3 separate regions of the Homo sapiens genome follow, and regions 2 and 3 are each linked to region 1. The links are chromatin loops, found by intact Hi-C in ENCODE. Cell type or tissue: CD14-positive monocyte. All regions are shown on one strand.

Evidence for each region. A loop is a pair of places that touch in the nucleus more often than their neighbours do. Peaks named below come from ENCODE experiments on the same cell type or tissue, not always from the same donor. Only the 100,000 strongest peaks of a DNase experiment are listed, where the experiment ranks them.
Region 2: it touches region 1 in a loop (6-fold over the local background); 7 of 110 quality-filtered maps call a loop at or near these places.
Region 3: a loop joins it to region 1, with 4 times the contacts of the local background. A loop is called at or near these places in 46 of 110 quality-filtered maps.

The regions. Positions count from the first base shown.
Region 1 is chr3:136,074,111-136,076,610 of GRCh38, reverse strand. All of the region lies in intron 6 of PPP2R3A (protein phosphatase 2 regulatory subunit B''alpha), which reads right to left. Among named protein-coding and RNA genes, the nearest start is that of PPP2R3A, 110 kb to the right of the region's middle. In CD14-positive monocyte, CTCF peaks have their summits at 997 and 1,197 (motif pointing left); DNase peaks (open chromatin) are centred at 610 and 1,170; H3K27ac peaks cover 707 bases.
Region 2 is chr3:137,970,173-137,972,672 of GRCh38, reverse strand. No RefSeq gene overlaps it. Among named protein-coding and RNA genes, the nearest start is that of CLDN18, 39 kb to the left of the region's middle. In CD14-positive monocyte, CTCF peaks have their summits at 1,092 and 1,293 (motif pointing right); no DNase peak of the experiment used is centred here.
Region 3 is chr3:136,383,871-136,386,370 of GRCh38, reverse strand. The region is part of intron 22 of STAG1 (STAG1 cohesin complex component); the gene reads left to right. Among named protein-coding and RNA genes, the nearest start is that of PCCB, 130 kb to the right of the region's middle. In CD14-positive monocyte, no CTCF peak of the experiment used is centred here; no DNase peak of the experiment used is centred here.

The DNA of each region.
Region 1 (2,500 bases):
GAAAGTTACATAACAAAGATTTTTGTATTATCTTTGTGTTAGAGAAATACGGGTTGGCTTCATAACTATTTGAAGAACTCTACTCAGAGTTTTGCATAGCAGATGAATGTCAACCCAAGAAAGGTCTCTAATTAGTATTTCACATATATCAGTATTTTTGTCTATTATTTATAGATAGAATCATATATAATGTGCAAAAACCACAAAACAGGTAAGTGTAACTATATTCAAAATGATTGTGAAAGATGCTACTAATGTAGTAATGTTTAATCTTGAGAAAAAATAAGACTAGAGTGTAGATGTGATCAAGATCTGAGTGGCTATTGGGCGGAAGAAGAAGCTGACTTGTTCTGTGTTTCACCAAAGGGAAGAATTACAACTGCTAGACAGAAATGCATTTATACTGAAATGCTTCAATATAAGGAAGACTTTCCTAAAATTAGCCCTATAAAGCAATGAGTTTGTATGAAGTGGCTGGGTTTCTTTTCATCTTTTCACCACAAGTATTTAGGAAGAAGTTGACAGGATTCCTGAATTAGGTGGGAGCTGGGACTAGGCAGTGCCTAATTTCTCTACTGGCCCCAACCACTCAGACTCTGAGGTCACTGAGGACAGAGAACATGTCTTACTCAATACTGTATTCTTAGCACTAGCTTGGCGGAAGTTCATGTAAAAACGATGGAGGATTTTTAGCACAGAAAATTTATGTACGAAAATAAACATTAAGAATTTGATTTATCATAATTCCATGTCCCCTCTCTCAAGTTAAAGTCAATTTCAATATATATTATTAAACCACATTTTTCTATTGAAGATTTTTGTCCTTATTTCTTGATTCTGAATGTAAATTTATCTTAAAGTATGAGTTTTCTATCTAAAATTTATATTTATATACTCAAATACTTTATATTATTTATGAAATTACTGTGTTAAAAATTATAAAACTTTATAATCTGTATCCATTCGTGCTTATTTTTCTCCTCTTCTTTTTGAATTTTTAAAATCTGCAAACAGTTTGACTGTTAGGCATTTCCTATTTTTAGCCTGTGCTAACCTACTTATCTAATACTATAAGACAATGTATTTGTATTCCATTTTTCCATAGCCTAAATCTCCTTATTCAGTGGCCACACTTCATCAGCACATTTGTTGGTTTCCACATCACTGATTCAGCACTTTAGATGGCTGAGGCAGGAGCACCATCTAGTGGTGAAGCATGTAGCTGCTGACTCTACACTAATTATTGTTTTTCTAACTGCTCTCTTCTAGGTAAATAAAATTCATCATCATTTAAAATATCAAATAAAATTTTACAATAAATCATAATTAGAATAACTATTTTCTGCTAGTGAAATAAATGAAATCTGACCATTTTTCACCAAGGGATCTTTAGTCAACTTGATATATAAGTTAAATTGTAAGTCAGTTTCCTTTCTTCTTGGTATCTATTGAATTAGAAATCTCTAATTCACAAGTATAGGTCACCAGGAATGGAAATGTTTGATGGCTCTGTCATATAGTTTTTGAAAAATGAATTAAATACAGACATAGAAGTTACAAATAATTTTTACTATGTATGTGTACAGAAGAACAAACTCCAATGCTGGAAGCCTGGCTCTCACTTGGCAGGAGTGGTGAACAGATTTCTAATTCACTCTTTGGTTAACATGGCTCAGAAAAGTATTTCCTTATGGTCTTCTGTAGAGTTAGGACTTTAAAAAATATATCTAACAAAAATTTTTTTTTCTCTCTTAAGAGGAAAAGTTTTCAAGGGGGAAGAGTTGGTAAGCTCTTAGTGTGAGCAGTCTCCACTATAGCTTAGTCATCTTAGGAAAATCAGTACCTTGCCCTCCACAAGGAAAATCCTGGCATTTCAGCCTACAGTGGTGGATTCTGGCCAATCAAGATACTGAATATATCACTAAGACACACCATTGGAGCAAGCCACAGAAATATCTCTACTGCCAGCACCAGTGTCATAAAGAAGTATTTTAAATCTCATCGCTTATTTTAAAAACTCAAGTTAGCACTTCTTTCCTCAAAAGTTGGCATATGTTGGTTTGGATAAGCAAAACCTTTTATTCACTGGCAATTTTTGCACAGCATGCAAAACTGCACTCAACGGCTATGATTTGCTGGTATTTCTAATCTTCATTTTCATTCAATATCAAAGGCTTATTTCTCAACTTCTAAATCTTTTTGGAAATAAGAATACAGACTGACTTTAGGTTCAATCTCTTTTTTTGGGTAATGATGTCCTTCTTTGCTGTACAAATAGCTGATGGTCTGTCTTTCCAGTCTAAAAACAGCTGACAAAATAATTAACTAAACAAACAGCCTTTCCTGTAACATAGATTTTCAATGATACATAGAAAATAAAAGTTTTCTAACTTTCCTTCATCATATATGTACCTCACATAAGCTAATACTTGGATCACACTCTATGTCAGTGGTTTCTTCCAAATGCAAACTGAAAGAACTGAGTAACACTAGCATGCAA
Region 2 (2,500 bases), 1.9 Mb before region 1:
TGGTGGATCTTGGGCCAGAAGGAGTGCATTTCTTTTCATGGTCTTGTCCTGAGCCAGGGAAGGGACAGCTTTTTGGCTTGCTTTTCCATCTGAGCCATCTGCTTCCTTCTGCTGGCCCTTGAGTAGGCCAGAGTTCCCAGAGTTCACTGGGAATTTCTCCATTCAGGCTATTTGCTCTTGAATTTATTCACCATCTCAAACATTCATCAATTTGGCCACCCACTCATCTATTTATTTATCCATTCATTCACTTACCCATTTACAAATAATTTGTTTACTCAACCAACCTTTTGTGCTGGGCATTGTGGGGATGAGGAGAGAGGCGGTTAGGTTCAGGGTTTGGAGTTCAGGGCTGTCTGCCTTGGCCAAGGGTGCTGGAGACCTCCATATTTCTTCTCCTGTATGCCTCCACTCAGCTAGTGGCTCTCAAGCTCAGGGCTTCTTAAACTTGGTGTCCACATGAATCACCTAAGAATTTTGTTAAACTGCAGGTTCTAGTTTGGTGGCTACAGGTGAGGCCTGTGATTCTGCATTTCTGACAAGCTCCCAGTTAAGACCTATGCTGCTAGTCCTCAGACCACACTCTGAGTATCAAGAGTGTAATTGGTGCTGTCTGGTAGACATATTAGGGTGGCCAGAAAAAACACAGGACACCCAGTTAAATTTGAAATTTAGATAAACCATGAATTTTGCTTTTAGTATAAGCATATCCCAGGTATCGCATGAGACACATTTATACTGAAAATTTACTAAATATACCAAAAAATTACTTGAGTTTATCTGGAATTCAAATATAACTGAACATCCAGTATTTTTATTTGCTACATCTGGCAATCTTACATATGTAATCCCAGTCATAAATGTGAGCCACATGTGTAATTCTGTTTTCTAGTGTCTGTATTTTAAAAAGTAAAAACAGATAAATTAAATAATGTATTTAATCCTATTTATTAAAAATATTATTTCCACATATAATTAATATCAAATTGTTAGTGAGGTATTCTATATTCTTTTCTTATACTAAGTCTTTGAAATTTAGTGTGTATTTTACACTTCCATCATCTCAATTCGAAGTAGCCACAACTCATGTGCTAAAGAGCTGCATGTGGCTAGTGCCTAGTGCATTGAACAGCACAGGTCTAGATCATCCCAGGTATTTGGCTTTCATGGGCCTGGGCAATGCGAACGTTTTAAAAGCTCCTAGGCGATTCCAATGTGCAGCCAGATTGCCACCACCGCTTGGCAGGGCTACCTGGTCACAGCATTTGGTGATGAGCGGCAGCCGCCACAAGAGGGAGCCAGCCCCTTGGAATACAAGCGCCTTCTCGACGTCGCCTAAAGTCTCACTAGACAGGGATCAGGAAATACTAGGCGAGTTTACATGCCCCGCGCCTGGACCCATTCCTCAGCTTCCCTCACACTCGCTTTCCCAGCCAACATTTTCCACAGTCTGGGCCACTCCTGTGGATCTTTCTGTTACACTGTTCCACAATTATCCCTATTACCTGCAGTATCTTGATCCCTTCCTCCTCCTCCCACTATCATAAGGTCTTCCCCCTTTACTAGTGTGGGAAGGTACAAAGACTAGGAACCGGGAGTCCAACAGGTTGAGGCCTGGATTCCAGCTCTGATCCTTACTAGCTAAAGTCTTTCAGGGCGTCACACAACTGTCCTCAGCTTCCTCACTAGCGTGAAGATGATGCCAATCTCACAACCATGTTGAGGAAGTGCAATGTGTGATAATATGCTTAGAACCATGCCCAGGAGGTGTTTGTAATAAAGTAAAGCAAAGTAGGTGCTCGGAAAATAACAGTTCATTTTCCCCCTCTCCTACAAATACGTTGAAGGTGATGTGATACCCCTAAAATATTAGTCCCAAACCTGGCTGCAACACAGGACCCCCTAAGGAGCTTATGAATAAATCCTGTTTCCTGATCCTCTCTCCCACAGATTCTGATCCAGTAGGACTAGGATGAGGCCAGGATTATGAACCATGAATTTTAAAGAAGTTCTCCAGGTGATTCTGAGCAGCCAGCCTGATACTGCTTTTGTAGGGTATTGTTTGGAAACCATTGAAAGTGGAAGGAACAGGGGATTTGGAATTCAGGGTCCTGGGTTTAACTTCTTGTTTTGTTGTTCACTCAGTTTCTCTGAGCCTCAGTTACGATATTTATTAAAGGAGACTAATAAGACCCTCTGCTCAGGAAGTGGTAATATATACAAGGCACCTGGCAGAGGAAGGGCTGGGTAGCCCTGGTCTTCCCTTTCCCTATCTTCTCCCTCTTTCCTAATTCCCTGTGTTGCTGATTGTTTCTTGCACAGGTCATTCTTTCTCACCTACCCACAACTGTTCATCACTGTCCTCCACTTGACGTGTTCTCCCTTCTTCTCTCCCTGATTTATCAGAGCTAGGCTGCTAAACCAACAGCCTCACTGGCTTCCCTCTGACTTCAGGTTAGATTTTGTCTTTGGTGTCCTATTGTTTCACTCCTGGTTTCTG
Region 3 (2,500 bases), 310 kb before region 1:
GACTTTTATTTTATTTTTATTTATTTATTTTTGCGACAGAGTCTCACTCTGTTGCCCAGGCTGGAGTGCAATGGCACGATCTCGGCTCACCACAACCTCCGCCTCCTGGGTTCAAGCAATTCTCCTGCCTCAGCCTCCTGAGTAGCTGGGATTACAGGCGTGCACCACCATGCCCAGCTAATTTTTTTTGTATTTTTAGTAGAGACGGTGTTTCACCATATTGTCCAGGCTGGTCTCAAACTCCTGACCTTGTGATCCGCCTGCCTCGGCCTCCCAAAGTGCTGGGATTACAGGCATGAGCCACTGCGCCCGGCCAAGACTGTATTTTAAAAACGTCAACTTAATTTGTTGAAAGAGGTTTCTCTTCTTGGCTAAGCATGGTGGCTAATGCCCGTAAGCCCAGCGCTTTGAGAGGCTGAGGCGGGAGGATTGTTTGAGCCCAGGAGTTCAAAGTCAGCCTGAGCAACATATCAAGACCTTGTCTCTACAAAAAATATAAAATTAGCCCAGGTGTGGTAGCACACATCTATATTCCCAGCCCCTTGGGAGGCTGAGACAAGAGGATCACTTGAGCCCAGGAGTTCAAGGCTGCATTGAGCTATGATTGTGCCACTGCACTCCAGCCTGGGAGACATAGTGAGACCCTGTCTCTTTAAGAGGTTTCTCCTCTTATCTTGGTTAGTAGATCACTGATAAACTGAAACTATTTTAGCCCTTTTATATATGGGTATATGTAGGTTTCAGTCTTCTAATTCTCGGTTTCACTAGATCTACCAGGAAGCAAAAACCTTAGCCAATCTAATAAAGCTACTTGCAAAATGGATACAAAATATAACCAAGATACTATGATTTACATCTCAGTGTGATCTTACTACTCGAGCCATCTGAATTCCTTTCTGCAGGTACTCTAGGAAAAAGTTGGTTTTCTGTAGAGACAGGGTCTCACTCTATTGCTCAGGCCAGAGTGCAGTGGCACGGTCATGGCTCACTGCAGCCTCAATCTCCCAGGCTCAAGAGATCCTCCCGCCTCAGCCTCCTGAGTAGCTGGGACTATAGGTGCATGTCACCACACCTGGCTGATATATTGTAGAGACAGGTCTTGTTTTGTTGCCCAGGCTGATCTTGATCTCCTGGCCTCAAGCGTTCCTCCTGCCTCCCCCTCCCAAAGTACTGGGATTATAGGTGTGAATTGCCCCACCCAGCCAGAAAAAGTGCTTTTGATGCCATGCTGCTTTCTAAAAATAAGATAAAATATTGGTTTCATTTAGGAAAAAGAAAATTTGAAAGGAAGCATCAATATAAGGACATTTTATATGAACTAAGAGAAGTAGATAAAGTAGCATAGATTACTCTTCTGTATTCACCCATTAGCTTCAGTTCCCACTCCTGTAATCCAGGTAATCTGACTAGAAAGGGGATTTGTGGAAGTAAAATTCCAATGTATTCTAGTTTCTTAAAATGACAGTCTGTATAATCAGCATATCTTGTTCTTGTATTATTCTTTTTCAGTGTCTAGTGAGTTAACTGGCTTTTTTGTTTATATATAAATATATTTGAGTAATTCAACTTTCAAATTTCTTACTTACTTTTTTTTTTTTTTCTTGAAATGGAGTCTCACTCTGTTGCCCAGGCTAGAGTGCAGTGGCGTAATCTCAGCTTACTGCAACCTCCGCCTCCCAGGCTCAAGTGATCCTTCTGCCTCAGCCTCCAGAGTATGGGACTAAAGGCGTATGCCATCACGTCTGGCTAATTTTTTGTATTTTTGGTAGAGATGGGGTTTCACCTGTTTGGCCAGGCTGGTATCAAACTCTTGACCTCAAGTGATCCACCCACCTTGGCCTCCCAAAGTGCTAAGATTACAGGTGTGAGCCACCACGACTGGCCTCAAATTTCTTTTTTTTTTTTTTTTCTTCTTCTTTTTGAGACGGAGTCTTGCTCTGTTGCCGAGGCTGGAGTGCAATGGTGCAGTCTTTGCTCTCTGTAACCTACACCTCCAAGGTTCAAGCAGTTCTCCTGTCTCAGCCTCTGGAGTAGCTAGGACTACAGACATGTGCCACCACACCCGGCAGTTTTTGTATTTTTAGTAGAGATGGGGTTTTGCCATGTTGGCCAGGCTGGTCTCGAGCTCCTGACCTCAGGTGATCCACTCACCTCAGCCTCCCAAAGTGCTAAGATTACAGGCATGAGCCACCACACCCAGCCAAATTTCTTACTTTCATAATGCTGCCTGTCTCTGCAAGTTGCCACATATTAATTTTATCATATTAAAGAGTCATTATAGCATACTGGTTAAGACCACAGTCTGGAGGCAGACTGCTTTTGTTATTTCACTTTGCTACTTAATGGCTCTGTGTCTTTGGGCCTGTTGCTTAACATCTCTGTGACTGTTTCTGTTTCTTTTTTTTTTTTTTTTTTTGAGACGGAGTCTTGCACTGTTGCCCAGGCTGGAGTGCAGTGGTGCGATCTCGGCTCACTGCAAGCTCTGCCTCCTAGGTTCATG